Regions from separate parts of the Homo sapiens genome. Here region 1 is linked to region 2. The links are chromatin loops, found by intact Hi-C in ENCODE. Cell type or tissue: dorsolateral prefrontal cortex. All regions are shown on one strand. Links, peaks and the distances in the headings refer to the core of each region. The heading gives the core; the rest is flanking DNA. Region 1 overlaps MAGI2 (membrane associated guanylate kinase, WW and PDZ domain containing 2). Region 2 overlaps MAGI2 (membrane associated guanylate kinase, WW and PDZ domain containing 2).

Region 1 (8,341 bases), core at 216-8,215, 160 kb after region 2:
AGTGAAACAAGGAAAAAGAAGAAAGATAGATTATGGCCTGTTATAAAGAAATGCTTTATCATAGCCAGGGCCAATGAAATAATAAATTGATATTAGTTGCCAAGCACAGACTAAGAACTCTCTTGTCAGAGTTGTTCTAAAGGGGATACACACCTGCTAAACATTTGGACTGATGATAACTAAAACACCCAAAACAACACCAGACTTGATACTTTGCATACACAATCTCCAATTTTACAATGTTTCTTCAATGAAAGTATTATGTTAACCATTTTTACAGAGGAGAAACCTGAAGCGTAAAGATGTTTAGTAACTTGAAGGAAGTCTCTGAAGTAGAAAGGGGAGAAGTTGAAATTGCTTCCAGCCTTCTTTGACACATAGTCTGTGCTTGGAAGACCTGTTTCCCATTGGGAATGTATTCAGTCAAATAAAGTCTAGATTTACCCTATTTCCCTTTCCAAAACGGGATGACTCGCTTTGCTCTTCTATTTGTGCCTCCTTGACTTCACTTTCCTTCCAACCATGATATCCATCATTCTAAACCAGTGTTTCCTAAAGTATGCTTGGCAGAACATAAGTCATATGAAATTCTATCCCCCAAAGAGGGAGGAAACCTGTGGTCAAACAAGTTTGGAAAATATACTGCCTACCATATTCTCTTTGGAAAATTCATATTACGGATTGAATCTTAAAAATTTAAGTTCTGCAATAAAGAAGCCTGTTTAAATCTGTGCTTCCAGCATTTTTCAAACTTCTTAGACCGTGGAACCAATTGTCATGGAGCTCTATTAACATCTCCCCAGGACTCATGTTCTGGAGCACACGTTGGAAAGCAACAATATCATTCAACCCTCCAGGTCTCCACTGTGTTCCCTGTAAAGCCAAGTGGTTGAGCTGGATGCCCTTTAAGAGTTCTACCAGCACTATACTATGTAGTGATGGTTTTCTGTCCACACAGCCAACTCTGCCACAAGCAGTCACTAGGACTCAGCCTCTAGAAACCAAGTCAGCCTGTCCTCCTCCAAGGCCAGTGTTCCCTATCACCCTGAAGCAATTGGATTGATAGAACAGTAGAATGGCCTTTTGAAGTCACAATTACAATCCAACTAGGTGACAATACTTTGCACAGCTGGGGCAAAGTTCTCCAGAAGACCATGTATGCTCTGAATTAGTATCCAATATGTGGTACCATTTCTCCCATAGCCAAGATTCACAGATCCAGGAATCAAGGGGTAGAGTGGAAGTGGCACCACTCACCATCACCCCTAGTGATCCACTAGCAAAATTTTGCTTCCAGTTCCCACATTACATTCTGCTGACCTAGAGGTCTTAGTTCCAGAGGGAGGAATGCTGCCACCAAGAGATACAATAGTTACATTAAACTAGAAGTTAAGATGGCCACCTGGAAACTTTGGGCTCCTCCTAATTCAAGAGGCTAAGAGAGGAGTTACAGTGTTGGCTGGGGTGATTGGCCTGGACTTATCAAGTTGAAATCAGCCTACTACATAACAGAGGTAAGGAAGAGTATGCATGGAATACAGGAGATCCATTAGGGTGTCTCTTAGTATTACCTTGCTCTGTGATTAAGGTCAATGGGAAACTACATCAGCCCAATCCAGGCAGGACTACAAATGGTCCATACCCCTCAGGAATGAAGGTTTGGGTGGGTAGTAGAAGAAGGTAGTCATCAATAACAGCTATGACCAGGTAAGCAGCTGCAGAACCAAGGACTGTAACCGTCATGAGTATTTCCTCCTCCTTTTGTTAAAAACATGTTTGTGCATGTAGGCACTCATACTAAGAAAATACCTTCATTTTATTTTCTTTTCCTTCATCACGTGACATAAGATTTATTGACTTTTTATCAACTTTATGTAATAGTATTTGTTAACTGTATGTAATAGTATTTGGGTTGGGGATTGGTGTGTTTCCTGTTGTATGAAGCATAGTCATGTTAGGCATAATTATGACCTTATTATTGTCTTTACTGAAGATTATGATCTCAGGAGATATATATGGCTTCAAGTTGACAAGGAGTGGACTTGTGATGGTTAACTTGATTGCACTGAAGGATGCAAAGCATTGATCCTGGGTGTATCTGTGAGGGTGTTGCCAAAGGAGATTAACATTTGAGTCAGTGGGCTGGGGAAGGCAGACCCACCCTTAATCTGGTGGGCACAATCTAATCAGCTACCAGTGAATATAAAGTAGGCAGAAAAACGTGAAAATGTAAGACTGGCCTAGCCTTCCAGCCTACATCTTTCCCCCATGCTAGATGCTTCCTGCCCTCAAACATTGGACTCCAAGTTCTTCAGTTTTGACACTCAGATTGGCTCTCCTTGATCCTCAAGCTTGCAGTCTATTGTGGGACCTTGTGATCATGTAAGTTAATGCTTAATAAACTCCCATATGTAGATAGATATAGACATTCTATTAGTTCTGCCCCTCTAGGGAACCCTGACTAAAACAGCCAGTCAGCTAACTAGCAGAGAAAAGGGGTGATAACAAGGACAAAAGTGGTTTTGCCCTCAATTTCAGTACCATGTAACTATGTGATTCTAGAACAACTTTCCTGAAATTTCTCTTTGCATAAATTAAAGTGCCTAACATCTCTTAAATCCTCCCCTTCAAAACGGCATTTTATTACATAAATCAACATAGGCATACCAGGGACTAAATTGTAACTCTCAAGTCAGTTACTAGGATACAACAGCATGAATAATAATGATAATAGCAATAAGAAAACTTTAGATAGAGTTTACTATGAGCTGGACTATTCTAAGCTACATGCACAGACACACATTATATATGCTTCTATATATACGTATATATATATATATACATACACACACATATATATATACATATATATATGCACACACATTCAGTCGCCACAAAAACCTTGCAAAGTAGAAACCATTATTATCTCTATTATACATATGAGGACACTGATACCCAGAAAGGTACAGCAAATGATCTCAAAGCCAGTTGGGGACAGGGGAAGGCATGGAAGGGTAGAAGAGTGTGAATGGGGAGAAAGGGTTTGTGAAGAGGATTGATTTGAAGGGTTATGCTATGACTCCACCCCCACCAAAGCAAAGATGTGAAAGGTAATTACCCCTTTACATTAAGTCAAGAGAGGGACTTAATATGTGTCACCTTAGTGTGTGGCCTGATAGACTGGAATCTACATTGAGCCTAAGAAATCAAAAGGCCATGCTTGGGCTTGAGCGGCCTATGATAGCTGAAACAGGAAATTAATTTGCTCTCTCAGCCTGCTGGCACAATGCTGTGTGTTTCATGATCCATATTGGAACATGTTCAAGAGAAGCCAACATGGAACTGTTTTATGTCCTCTTGAGAGGTTTCTTGAGAGGTTCCTGTCTAAAAGCTTGAAGTGACCAGGTCATAGGAGGCTGAGAGCCAAGCTGAGCCAGAAGAGTGGGCCAACTTGGAGAGTACCAGAGGCGGGATGCTACCAGCACAAAGGGATTCAGAGCTCTCATGGATCTGTGTGCCACCTCTGAAACTGAAATTGTCCATGAGGATGTAACATAGAGCACAAAGGCATTTTGCTGTAGTCTGGTTATTTTAGCAAAAAAGAAAGTTATTGGACCAGTATTTTGTACATCACACAATCAAAGGAAAACTAGAACCAGGTTCTGAAAAGACTAATCAAGGAAATTTGAGCAGCTAAACCACCACAAAGGTCATAGGGTAGGGTGGATCTTTTCCCATTATTTAGTTTTTAACACAAATTCCTCTCAATACAATGCAGTACATTTTACAGAGACTCTCTTTTTTTTTTTTTTTTAAGTTTGACTTCTTTCTAATGAGATGGAACATGTGGTTCTGTTTCCATACAAGGGAACTTTGTTAAGCGTCTCTGACTTCTAACAACTACTGGGCCTGCCAGCCGCGGAAACTGGACCCTACCACTAGACCATAGCCACTGAATACTAGATAATATTCCCAGGCTTTTCTGCTTCTATAGGTCAATCAACCCAGATTCAAATTCCCTGGCAAGAGTTATCTGATTATCTGCGATTGGGTGACATGACTGCCCCCTAGCAGCCAGAAATCAGAGTGATGTTTTCTCTCACCTCTGCAGAAGATGCCCCCTCTCACAATAGTCACACAATGGTGGATTCCTCAAACATAGGGAAAAGGTCAAGATGTTTGGCGGCCAAACAATGCCCACCTCTAGTATAATAAACAGACATACATAACAAGGAACAAAGGTCCTTGTAACAGTTACGTTTAAAAAGCAATGGAGTTTGGGCTATTGTTAATATAATTCCATTAATATCCAGGGGCTTGCCAGGCCTTGGAAAATTTGAGTTACATTTAGAAGTATGTATAAAGAATGGAGAAAGGAATATACATTTAAAATTAGAAATTGGGAGGTCTTTTTTTGATGGAAGAAACAGCCCATGTAGATGAAAAACAGATACACAGAAAGCAGAAAACATAAAGAAAATTGTGGGAGGGCATGGTAAACAGAATACAAGGGCATGTTAACTGCAAGACAAGGAGAAATTTTATACAGCAGTCACTTTAAATATATTTTAAAACTTTATTGATGCCATAAAATTCAAACACTATAAACCTGATTCTTTGTCAAAAGTAGGCCATCATATGCAAAGATACATTGAAGCCATATGTAAAAGAGAAACCAGAGGTAAACCATCATGACATTTTATAGAATATATACACAAATAGCATTTTCAGAACATTCCAAAAACTAGCACACAAGGAAAAACATGTAAGAAAAAATAGTGCAGACACTGGAATACTTATATTCCTCACCTTCTCTCTTCTTTCTTCCTGGTTCTCCTCTCCTTGTATTATCTTTGACTAGTCTCTTTCACCTTTTCTTATATTTGTGGCTCTGCTTGGCTTCACAAAGTGAGTTTTTGTCAAAAGTAGGCCATCATATGCAAAGAGGCCTCTGGGCAAAGAGGGTCTTAATTCTTTTCCTTCCCAGTGTCCACATACACCAGTCAACTGACCCAGTCTAAAATCTACATCCCTAACTCAGACCTAGTTCTTAGGTCTGAACCCATATACATCCTCCATCTGGATTGACCTTTTAAAAAAACAAACTAAAATTCAACTGAGCACATGACCTTCTCAGAACTTCTGTCCCTCCTGTACACCCAAGCTCAGTAACTATCACAGCCATCTACACAACTGCCCAAGCCAGGAACCTGGGAGTCATCCTTGATTCCCCAGAACATTCAATTAATCATGAGGTCCTTTCAAGTCTACTTTCTGAACACCTCCTTCATGTGCCCCTCTTATCCAATCCCTATGTCCCTGCCATAGTTCATACAGTCGTCATTTCAGAGGTCGCCAACGAGTAGTGTCCTTACCTGTCTTTCTCTCTTGATGCTGGAGTAATCTCTCTAGTGTCCGAATCTAATCACTACTTTTCTGCTCGAGTACCTCCCGTCACAGTCTCCATAAAATCCTTTGTATGCCAGAGAATTATATGGCCCCACGCCCCACTGAAAACCACTAACTCCTTCCTTGCAAAAACAGATTCCTTGAACTTCCCCTAAAATATTATATTTGTTTACATTTCCATCTCTTTGTGCTTAGATTTCCTTCTGCCCTCCTTCCAGATTCCTCTTAGTGAAATTCCATTCATCTCCAAACAGACTTCAGCATGCTCTGTGTTCTATGTCCCCGATAGGCTTCATCATAATAATTACAGAATTATAATATTTTGATTTGGCAGTTTTTTTGTCACTCTACTGGACTTTTAAATCCTGGCATAGTTAATAGCATATAATAAGTACTCAGTGAATCTTTCCTTCATGGTGTGGTTAGATTAAAGTGGTTATATTACAGATTTCATTAAATTCTACATGTTAATCAGTGTTACAGCCATGTAATATTTCTCTTTAAGAGGTCATTTTCCGATGTTCACCACCTTAGTGCAAAAATTCTTCTCCACCCAGTTGCCTAAATTAGAATGCTGAGTCACTCTTGACACATCCCTCTCTTGCATCTCCATATCCATTTTATCACCAAGGCCAATCAACATTACTTTTTCAGTATCATTTGAATTCTTCCATTTCTCCTTAGTTCTACCATTGCCATCAACCTAGTCTAAAATGCACATTTCTTGTCAGACTGCTGCAATCACTCTCCTAAATAGAATCTGGATTCCCTCCACTCCAGTTTTCACATTGCATCTAGAGGTATGTTTTGAAAATACGAAGCCAGTCTTATTTCTCTTCCACTGCCACCTCCTCTCACATGCATACAAAGTCCATGGAGCCATGGCTTGGCTTTGCTCTGAGAGCAAGGAAATGGAGGTAATCTTGTTTTCCATTATTGGAAGTATGGATACATAAAATATGAGGGGGATGTATGGGGGTATTACACAACATTCAGAAGCAACAGATTATCCACACTCATAATTACATGAATAGATATTAAGAAAATAGCTCTAAGTAGAAAGAATTAAAAACTAAACAAGATTGATAGCACAATGCCATTTATATGAATTTAAATGTTTTCATGTAAAACAACAATTGGTATTAGCAACAATATATTGAAACAGAGAAATACATTTCTTATACTTCCGGGTGCCTGTTTCCTGCTTCATTTTTCTCCTTAGCACTTAACATCTAACCAACTTATGTTCTACTTACTTATGTCACTATTCTCTAATTTCATTATAAATGTAAGCTTGATAAGGGATTTATGTCTATTTTGTTCACTGCTATTTCTCCAGTTCCTAGAGTAGTGTGTGGCACATGGGAGATGCTCAATATTTGCTTAGTGAATGAATTTCATTTATTACATTAGAACATTTGTCTGGGACGGGAGATAATGGGATTCAGTATGGGGATAAAAGGCGGCCAGTAAAGTAATCAAATCAACAAAGGACGGGCAAACCACTTCAGATGAGTTTCAAAACCACCCAGTTCTATTCTAGTTTTATCTATTTCTGGAGCATCATCTCTTCAAATGCCCTCCTTGCCCATCAACATACTTCAGCCACCTGCTCCCAGTTCTTCAAATGCACCATGCTTCTTCCATCTCAGGGCCATCCTACCTACTGTTCTCTTTGTCTAAAGAACTTTCCTGTTCATACTTCCCTGTCCCCAATATTCTTTCCCTACTTAAATCCTACTCATCGTTTTGATACCAGCTCCATGACTGTTTCATCAATAAAATGGTCATGACTCCTTTAGTCTTCAGTGCTGCCAGGGAATCTCATAATTATGTTTCATCAGAATATCTACATATCTTAATTTTGTCATTGTATGTTTGATTTTATGTTTCATTAGTGCCAATCCGACCAGCCTATCAGCTCTAAAATATGAAGGACAATTTCTTATTCTGACCATTATTCTAATTCTGGTCCCTACCACAGTACCTGTCATATAGTAGGTGTTCAACAAATGTTAGCCATTTGAACAAATAGGTCTCATTGTATAGGTTTCTTGGTAGCCTATAAGAAAATAGAAATATTGGCTGGGCGGGGTGACTCACACCTGTAATCCCAGCACTCTGGGAGGCTGAGGCGGATAAATCACGAGGTCACAAGTTCAAGACCAGCCTGGCCAACATGGTGAAACTCCATCTCTACTAAAGATACAAAAAATTAGCCTGGTGTGGTGGCATGCACCTGTAATCCAGCTACTCAGGAGACTGAGGCAGGAGAATTGCTTGAACCTGGGAGGCAGAGGTTGCAGTGAGCTGACATCGCGTCGTGCACTCCAGCCTCGGTGACAGGGCAAGACTCCATCTCAAAAGAAAATAGAAATATTATCTGCCAGAATATGCCTAGATCAAGAAAGCTTCAAATCTTGAATGTTTTAATCCATTTCAAGGTCACTCTTCTTTCAATGTGGCCTTCATACAGGTCTTGTTGTCTCATCCTAAATGACATCAGAGCTACCAGCCTAGAAAACGTTTCCTCAGGATAGTCATCTAACAGAGCCAGAAAGCAACAGAGATGTTAACTTAAGAGGAACCTGTATTAGGACATCTCCTCTCATTACTTCCTCCTTTAAGAGAAACATGTAAGCTAATTATGTACAAGAAAATTAATGTTTATTTTGCCTTTGAGCCAGATCCTATTCCTTATGAAGCTCAAAATTTTGTGAAAGATTTTAGTACTTTACATTATCAGTTTTCTTGGCACTTCTCAGTAATTCTGTCACTTTAATTGAAAAAAATACAAGAGGTCTTTGATGACAAAAAGAATGAGTCCCAACACCTAGCAACCAGTGCCCAGAATTGCTTTTTTATTGTGTAAGGAGCTTGCTTTTTAAAGTCAGGGAGCTAAAGCTTTGATCGTATTTCTCTTAAAGTCACC
Region 2 (8,341 bases), core at 162-8,161:
TTTACAGTATTCCTAACAGCAGATTACGTATCTTTTCTATTCAGTGGTAGAGATAGAAGAGATGGTCTCCACTGGATATTAAAAACTTTGCAGCAGAGGAGAAGATGGTGTCAAATTTACTCTTTAGGGCCTAGGTCCATAGACTATAAATGTATCTTCAATACTATACTAGGTTAGCACAAGTTTTTCCAGTTGTTTCTGTCTCTGGGGTGCTGTGTGGTCTTAGCATCTGGACACCCTTCTCTACTAGGCTTGCTTGATTGGGTTGCAAGAAGAGGATACTTGCTATATTTATTACATTTATTTTCTATTTAAGACAGAGACACTGAAACAGAGAAGGGAAAAATTATTTGTCTCAGAGCAAAGCATTACTCATTATTGAATCTAGTTCCACAACAGCAAACTATTGATTTCTACCTATGCTATGTGCTTTGGTGTTTTTGTCACTTATTTTTTTTTCCTTTCACATTATTATTTTTATTGTCTTTTACAATGGTCCTTAACTTCAAGATAAGTTTAAATGGATGTCAAAGAAAAGACCAATTTGAAAAAGTGTGTAAGTAGTAAAATGACTGATTCTTTGACCCTTGAAAGGAAAAGAAACAGTCATGCTTACAAGTTTAAAAGAATTGTTCAGCTGGATGATTCTGAAAGGATACAGCCTTGTTATTAACACTGAAAAGTTTAATTACATTTCATTATACTATACTAGCTTCTCTTAATTGGTAAAAGGGGACTATGAAAGCAAAAACAAAAATGCTTAATCTCTAGGAGCTAGATTTTCCTCGCTGCTTTGTAATGTAAATGTGCCTGTGTGTATATTAAAATTCACACACTCCATCCATCTCACTGGCTTTTAATGGAGGGGTCACCTGACTTCACCTAGAGCCGCCCCCCTCCCTTTCCCAGAGGAAACCCAAAAGTGAGAGACAGGCGCGTAGATAACACAGGTTCTTGTGCTGAGAGATGTAAATGCCCCTGACTGACCGGGAAGCGAGCGAGGTTGCTGGTGGGGGTTGGGGAAAGGGAAACGGAGGGAGAGAGCATAAGCGAGAGAGGGGAGAAGGAGAGAGAGGGAGAGGGAGAGAGGGAGAGGCAGAGGGAGACAGAGAGAGAGAGAGAGAAGTGCTGCATGCTTCATCTTTGAGAGGAGGGAAAACAAAAGAGCTCAGCGGCAGTTTTGTGTTGCTGTGTCTGGCTTAAAGAGGAAAATTCTAGACATCCATGTTGAAAAATCAAAGCTCAGCTGAGACTACTTCTATCAAGAAAATTATTTTTATCTGCGAATGGGTTGGATCAGTACAGGTGGTTTGAGAAGACACTGACTGAGGACCATGGAAAGGTGGGAGAGGACGTGCGGCTTCTCTGCTTCCTTTGAACAGAGCTCTAGGTTAGTAAGCTGAAACTGACCCGGGTCTGGCTTAAATATCTGTATGTGCATATGTGTGTGTGTTCTATTTATAGCCTCCAAACCCTTCTGCTCCTCAACCCCTGGGGAAAGCAGTGCCATATTCCACCAGATGTGAACCTAAACTTGATTCGACTCTCACTTCATTTGCCAAATGCCTCTCGTTTGTTTGCGGAGCTTTTGTTTAATACAGCCAGTGGAGAGCCATCATGATGTCTCCTTCTGAGTCAGAATGTGTGTTTCAGCCTTAGATTGTCAGGTGGCTGTTTGGAGAACAGTTAGTGTTTTGCTCCAGAAAGCTGCAAATGCATGATTAGGTTATTGTGAAATGTAAACAGCAGATATCTGCTGACTTGGCATTTCTTCTAATGTCAGAATAGTTCAGAGAACCAAGTGCATTTGCCTTATCTTTATTTCCCACGTAATTGACTTCAAATATAATAAGTTTGAAATGGCACCCCATCAACAAAGACACACACCAGGTATTCTTCCAGCAGAGTGTGTTTTACCTCCTATTGGAGCCGAAGCTTAAAAAATTAATTTTATGGGGACCTGGTTTGGGGAAAAAAATACAATGTGTTATAATTAAAATAGGTTTAAAGCCTTTTTTACAACCAGTGGGTACAGATGTGTGTAAAACAAACACATAATTTCTCTTGTTTCTTGCTGTGCAGATAGAGTGTCTTTTGTTCCAGCATGTGTATTTTCCTGTGTTTTTACAAAGAAAGCATTGCTTGTGCTTTCCGTGATAGCAAGGGGCTTGTATGCCAATTTGCCATTGTGCCCTGGTCAAGAATCTGCTCTATTCTGAAGTAAACTGCCCAGAGGTATTAGTCAAGAACGTGGAGAAGGGTGGGGAGTAGGAAGAGATGCTTTTTTCTCTTCCTCTTTTTTTTCCCCTTTGACTCAGAAGTGTCTAATTCACATGATGTTAAGAGGAAATGGGGGGAAGCATTTAGTTCTGAATAGGATGCAGTTCGGTGCCATGCAGTTGCCACAGACTATAACAAGAAGATGCTCGGAGCTGAGGGAATCACATTTGTAATGGGGACTCTTTAAGAAAATGTTCTGTGAGGGTGACTGGCTGAGTCCCTTTGGACCAAATTAAGATGCGCTCTGGCAGTGCACTAGCAGCTGTGAGCTGACATTTTCTTGTGAACCTAGTGAAAAATGGCTCCATATCTCTGTCTCGTCCTGAGGGAGATGGTCTTTGAGTAGTCGAGCCGTTCCTCAGCATTGTGATTTGCTCTGATCTCTGTTTTCTGATGGGGACGGACTGACTTGTGGTTCCTTTCAGTTCGCCTGCCTTTTTAAATCTCGCTTGAATGGGGAGTGGGTGGTGACGGTTTTACTTCAGTACAAACTACCCAGAGCAAAGCTTGCAGAAGATATCTTTCTGGCAATCATAGGTTTCCATTTTTAAAAGGGTAGATTACATATATTTTCGGACGTGATCTAAAGCACTTTGTTGTTAAGTGGGCTCATCAAACAATTTCTTTAAGGAAAGACCCATGCATGTGTGGCAGCTTACATTTGGACTTTCGGGAGGGCTGACAGGTTAAAAAAAAAAATAGATATTTGCCTGTATCGTCCATCTCTGAAAGTAAAAAGCTGTGTTTTTGTATCTTATCATGTTTTCCCTTTTTAGCATTGTGATCCATTGTGCAAGGAAAAAGATGTGTCCCCGCGCTAGAATGCAGGGAGGGAATGTACTACTGTCCTGTACTACACATGTGCTTATTAAAGAATTCCTGTACTGAGCAGGGAGTGGAGGTGCTACAGCAGCCACACTGTTCCTTTATTTGGGCTTTGGTTTGTGAAAGCTCCAGCCAGCAGAGGCAGGATGCGCTTTAGCAGAGAGCTCTGGTTTGAGGGACTGATTAAGAGCATGTGTTGTTTGGGGGTGTGCGAAATCGGTTCTCTATTGTATAGCATTTTAGGATGATTGTGTGACTACAGAGCAGGTTTAAATCTTAGGCAAGAGGTACAGTGTTGAGGCACTATCCACTAGAGAGGGGAGCATGAGGATGCAAAATAGTGCAATAGTATGTGCATTGTGCAGAAAAAAATAATAATTCTTTAAATTTTATGCTAGTTTCCAAATTATAGAAATTTGGAAACACTTCAGATGCTTTCTGCAAAATGACATGGAGTCATCTCCACACTAGGACAAGAAAGACTTGAGTACAATACTTTTAACAAGATGGAAACAGTTTCGTAAGTGTTTTAAGTGTAATAATATTTGCTCCACTGAAGGGTAACCCTCCAAGGGTTTTCATCGTGAGCACCTTCCCATAGGCTGAGAATTAGAGCACAGATTTTCATGGTGTCTGTTTAGAATAATTTTGATAAAGCTAAGACCTTACAGAGGCAATAAGATTTGCCTCTTTAGTAGAACAATGGAAATGGAACTTTAATACAGCATGTAGATCCGATTGCTGCTTTTATACATGTAGACAATCTGACTATGGTACATGGTGTGCTTTGGGGAAATTGATGCAATTATAGTAGAACAGCAAACAAAACAATAGGTGAGGTGATATAATGAAAACATGGATCTCAAAGTTCCTAAGAGGATTACCAAGTCACCCTTAAATATTGTTAATGACTACAGGTGAGGTGGTTTTACCCAGAGAAATTTCAGATGTTCAGAATTAGAGGACCATGTTTGTAAAGCTAAGAGCAGAGCTTGCTGGATCTTGGAGAAGATGGATGGCACTCATATTTAAACCAGATAATGTGTACATATAAAAGAATCACAATCTTAGAAACTTCCCACCAATGGAATTTTGTTTTAAAAGTTGCAAAATAACTAAACTGTAGAAAATAGTTCACAGCTCAGAAACCATCAAGGGAGAAATGAGAACATCCAGAAATAACAAAATTTTCGCAGTGAGATTTATGTGCTACCTGAACAACATTTAAGATGCCGATGAGTTCTTAATGAGAGCTAAAAAAGAAAAATTCACATTTGGAAATAAGTGTCTGTATTCCTGTATTCCTATAGCTTTGAGCTTGGAAAACACAAAATTTCCCAAGAATAAATTAGTTATTCGTAAGATGCCTGTGGCACGTAAAGGAAAACTTGATAAAACAATTAAGTTTCAGGCAAACATATTTTACTCTAACTGAATTCTTCTTGAAACATTTTTAATCACAAAGCTACTAACTTTCTGAGAATATCTTAAGTAGTAATGGCCTGCTTTCTGACATCCATTTTCTCTATCACTTTAGAACCCTACTACCTTAAACTCTCTTTTCAATTTTTAAAAGCCTTATTAGGTGACAACATGACATTAAATAAGCAGATATGATAAAAGACTGAGCTTAAAACACTTTAATTTTATGTTCAATTTCAGGAACATTTTTCTTCTACTGTCTGCAATCAGCTTTTGCTCTTAGTCACACAGCTTGTGGCACTCTTTCTAAGATCTCAGCTGCTTACTCTGAAGATAACAGAATTTTAATTGTAAAAAAAAAAAAAAGTGTGTTGCCTTTTTGACTGCATTAGGTGTACCTTAACAAAGGTTAGAACTTTGTTATAGGCTGGGTGTGGTGGCTCACGCCTGTAATCCTGGCACTTTGGAAGGCCGAGGCAGGCGGATCACAAGGTTAGGAATTCGAAACCAGCCTGGCCAACATGGTGAAACCCGTCTCTATTGAAAATACAAAACAATTAGCCAGGTGTGGTGGCACGCACCTGTAATCCCAGCTACTCGGGAGGCCGAGGCAGGAGAATTGCTTGAACCTGGGAGGCAGAGGTGGCAGTGAGCTGAGATCGTGCCATTGCACTCCAGCCTGGGCAAGGAGAGCAAGACTCCATCTCAAAAAAAAAAAAAAGAACTTTATTATAATGTGAATTCTCAACGTAAGCGTTTCACAGATATCAGAGGTTAAAGTATACATGTACTGTACATTTCAAGCATGTCAAGACCTATAAAATACACAAAGTCAACAGTAGGACGGTTAGTTTTTTTCCCTAGTTCTCATCACAAGGATGGCTTTCTGTCACACAAGCCTGCTTTCCAGAAGAAGTGCATTATTCTGTTTTCTCCTACAGATTCTTTACTCATTCTCCCTAGGCACACTAAGAATACATCAAATTCAATAAGTGTGATGATATAAAAAGTGTCCTTAATTGGTGTTTGAAAATTTAGGTGATATTCACCATGTGGAGGAACAGTTAGAATAGTTGTTTTTCTCTTTAAATCAGTAAAGTAAGTCAAACTTCAGAGTGTTTAAGGAAACTAACAATACTGTGTACTGTCAAGTAAGAGGCTCATTGCCAGCCAGTTAGCCAATGGAGGAGAAGACACAAGCTTAACTGATGACTCCAGTTGAAGCATTGTAGCTCAGGAAGTTCCCATATTAATAGGACCTCAGCTCAAATTCCAGAGCCAGCTACTCAACTTATTCACCTTTTTGCCATCTGGGGCTGGGGGAGGAAATAATATATTAAATAAGAGATCACTTTTGTTATAAGACAATCTCTCTAATACACCAGTCCTGCAAGCAGTTCAGGCATCTTTAAGATCCTCTCAGTCTGAAGTTTCTATCTTTCTCCACGAAGCAACAAATCTCAACTGACTCTGGAAGCCACTCAAAGATTTGTTCTAAAACTTTGGATTGATCTTGCCAAGCACTTTCCACAAAAGCACAACCCCGGCCAAATAAAGGCACAGGGATGAGAGCTTTCTCTGGTCTGTAGCAGAGAACCAAACCCTCTGGGTTATTTCACTCAAAGGGCCACAAAAGCTCAAATGCCGAGCTAAGGAACTGCTGGCCAAGTGTGGGAGGATTCTTGATCTTGGATTCGTACAGCTGTTTATGAAGAGCCTTTCTTTCAGATCTTAGAAAGCATCATATTTCCTTCCCTCTCAGGACCTTAGCACATGCTGGTGCCTCTGCTGGAACACATTTCTACCCACTTTGCTTGCTCAGCCATTTAATTGGCTCTCTCTATAAAATGTGCTCCAGGCTTCTCATGCTTTTTCTTCATTACACTTCTCGGGTGTTTTGGGTTTTTTTCAATATTTAGTTTTATGTTAGTGTTATTACTTGATTAATGTCTTTCTCTGCCAGGAGGCAGGACCTTCTAAAGTGAGGGTCCAAATTCATTTTGCTCACAACCGTATCTATCTGTAGGACTTCAAATCATGTCAACTCAGATATAAGATATGCACTAGGGCCGGGCGTTATGGCTCACACCCGTAATCTCAGCACTTTGAGAGGCCGAGGTGGGCAGATCACAAGGTCAGGAGTTCGAGACCAGCCTGGCCAACATAGAGAAACCCCGTTTCTACTAAAAGTACAAAAATTAGCCGGGTGTGGTAGTGGACACCTGTAACTCCAGCTACTCAGGAGGCTGAGGCAGCAGAATTGCTTGAACCCGGGAGGCAGAGGTTGCAGTGAGCCAAGATTGCACCACTGTACTCCAGCCTTGTTGACAAGAGCGAGACTCTGTCTCAAAAAAAAAAAAAAAAAAAAAAGATGTGCACTAAACATTTGTTAAATGACTGACTGAATGAATAAATGAATACTAAGGCAGCAATATAGTGGGAAAAGATAGTGTAACTAGCCTGGCTCAACAAAGAGCAATTCTCTTCACTGGGTTGGCTAGTTTGGAAACCTAATAGGTGGATACACTAGGACAGTCCCAGGATCTCCCTTCTGTCAGGATTTTCCATGTAAGAAATCACACTTGAGTGCTTGCTATTACAATATTTCAAAAAAGAAATTTACTACCCATATCAACAAGTATTTAGAATCAGTCTGGCAAAATCATAGTCTGTCTTTCCCTCTCCGTTCCTCCTAAGGTACCTCTTTTCCTGAATCTCCCACTCTGATCATCCTTTAGTTCTTTGCATCCAGGCCCTTCTAGGTCTCATCCGAAGATGGCTATGCTTTGCTAACTAAGCTGGTAATAAGTTGTGAGGCCTGAAAACCCATCTAAGGTGTGAGCTTTATTTGCATTTTGAGCAAAATTATCATGTAGTGGTTAGCACTCTGCTTATTAATATGGAGGCTGTGAGGCATAACATAGCACGAAGCTTGCCTGTAGGAAGCTATTTTCGGTTGTGGAGCTAAGACTTATAAAAAACAATTGGCAACTACTCTAAGAGCCTATGATCAAGAACTGTATTTGGCTGTACAGATTTTAATAAAACTAGAGCACAAAGGAAAGGATTTGTAAAGAGGTGGGATCTCAAGCAAACTATGACCAATAAGTGGCATCTGAATTGTCAGAGAGGAAGAAGAACTGTTTAACATTTGGGATGGGGGGAAAAAATCATTAAATGGTCAATGGGACTTAGCACAAGCTGTGTTAAGATACTACTCACATTTCCTTTCCTAAGTATAAAAGGCAAAAATACCTTTTATTCACAAATTCATCGAGATTTTATTCATTTAAATCATAACCTTGAGACCCTAGAAGTTAGGACAGTTAGCAATCATATTCCTGGACACTGGAATTCACTTCCCATTATATCTTGAAGTACTTAGTCTATCTCAGCATTTAAAAGTAATCTCAAAGAAGTTTTCTGTCAGAGGTGCTTTTAAAGATTGTTTTAGCAATATTGATCACTTTAATTGAGGTTTATTGAAAGTGCCCAGTATAGCTCTCTTGTGGCTCATGTTCTATAAATATAGCATCATCTTATTGATAGATAGTAGAATTTCCATTTCATTACAGTCAGCCTAACACTTTTTAGAAACCTTAAGTTCACACCAGAGCATGAGGAGGAAGAAACATTCTTTTCCTCTGGTCTTCCAGTTGTCCTTAAACCACAGCACTATGTAAGAATCATTTTAAAGTATGTCCTTAGTAGTACTAAACCTCCTGTTTCAGCCCTGTGTCTGGCTTGAAGGTTCTCTGTTGAGAACCCTGAAAAGAATAAACAAAACTCAGAAGCTGGAAAATATCAAGCTGCA

What was found. Peaks named below come from ENCODE experiments on the same cell type or tissue, not always from the same donor. Only the 100,000 strongest peaks of a DNase experiment are listed, where the experiment ranks them.
Region 1: it touches region 2 in a loop (4-fold over the local background); 9 of 110 quality-filtered maps call a loop at or near these places.

The regions. Positions count from the first base shown.
Region 1 is chr7:78,602,972-78,611,312 of GRCh38, reverse strand. All of the region lies in intron 3 of MAGI2 (membrane associated guanylate kinase, WW and PDZ domain containing 2), which reads left to right. Among named protein-coding and RNA genes, the nearest start is that of MAGI2-AS2, 400 kb to the left of the region's middle. In dorsolateral prefrontal cortex, for the core only: a CTCF peak has its summit at 4,065; a DNase peak (open chromatin) is centred at 3,982; H3K27ac peaks cover 513 bases.
Region 2 is chr7:78,763,900-78,772,240 of GRCh38, reverse strand. All of the region lies in intron 2 of MAGI2 (membrane associated guanylate kinase, WW and PDZ domain containing 2), which reads left to right. Among named protein-coding and RNA genes, the nearest start is that of MAGI2-AS2, 240 kb to the left of the region's middle. In dorsolateral prefrontal cortex, for the core only: a CTCF peak has its summit at 3,239; DNase peaks (open chromatin) are centred at 972, 2,533 and 3,230; H3K4me3 peaks cover 3,536 bases; H3K27ac peaks cover 3,782 bases.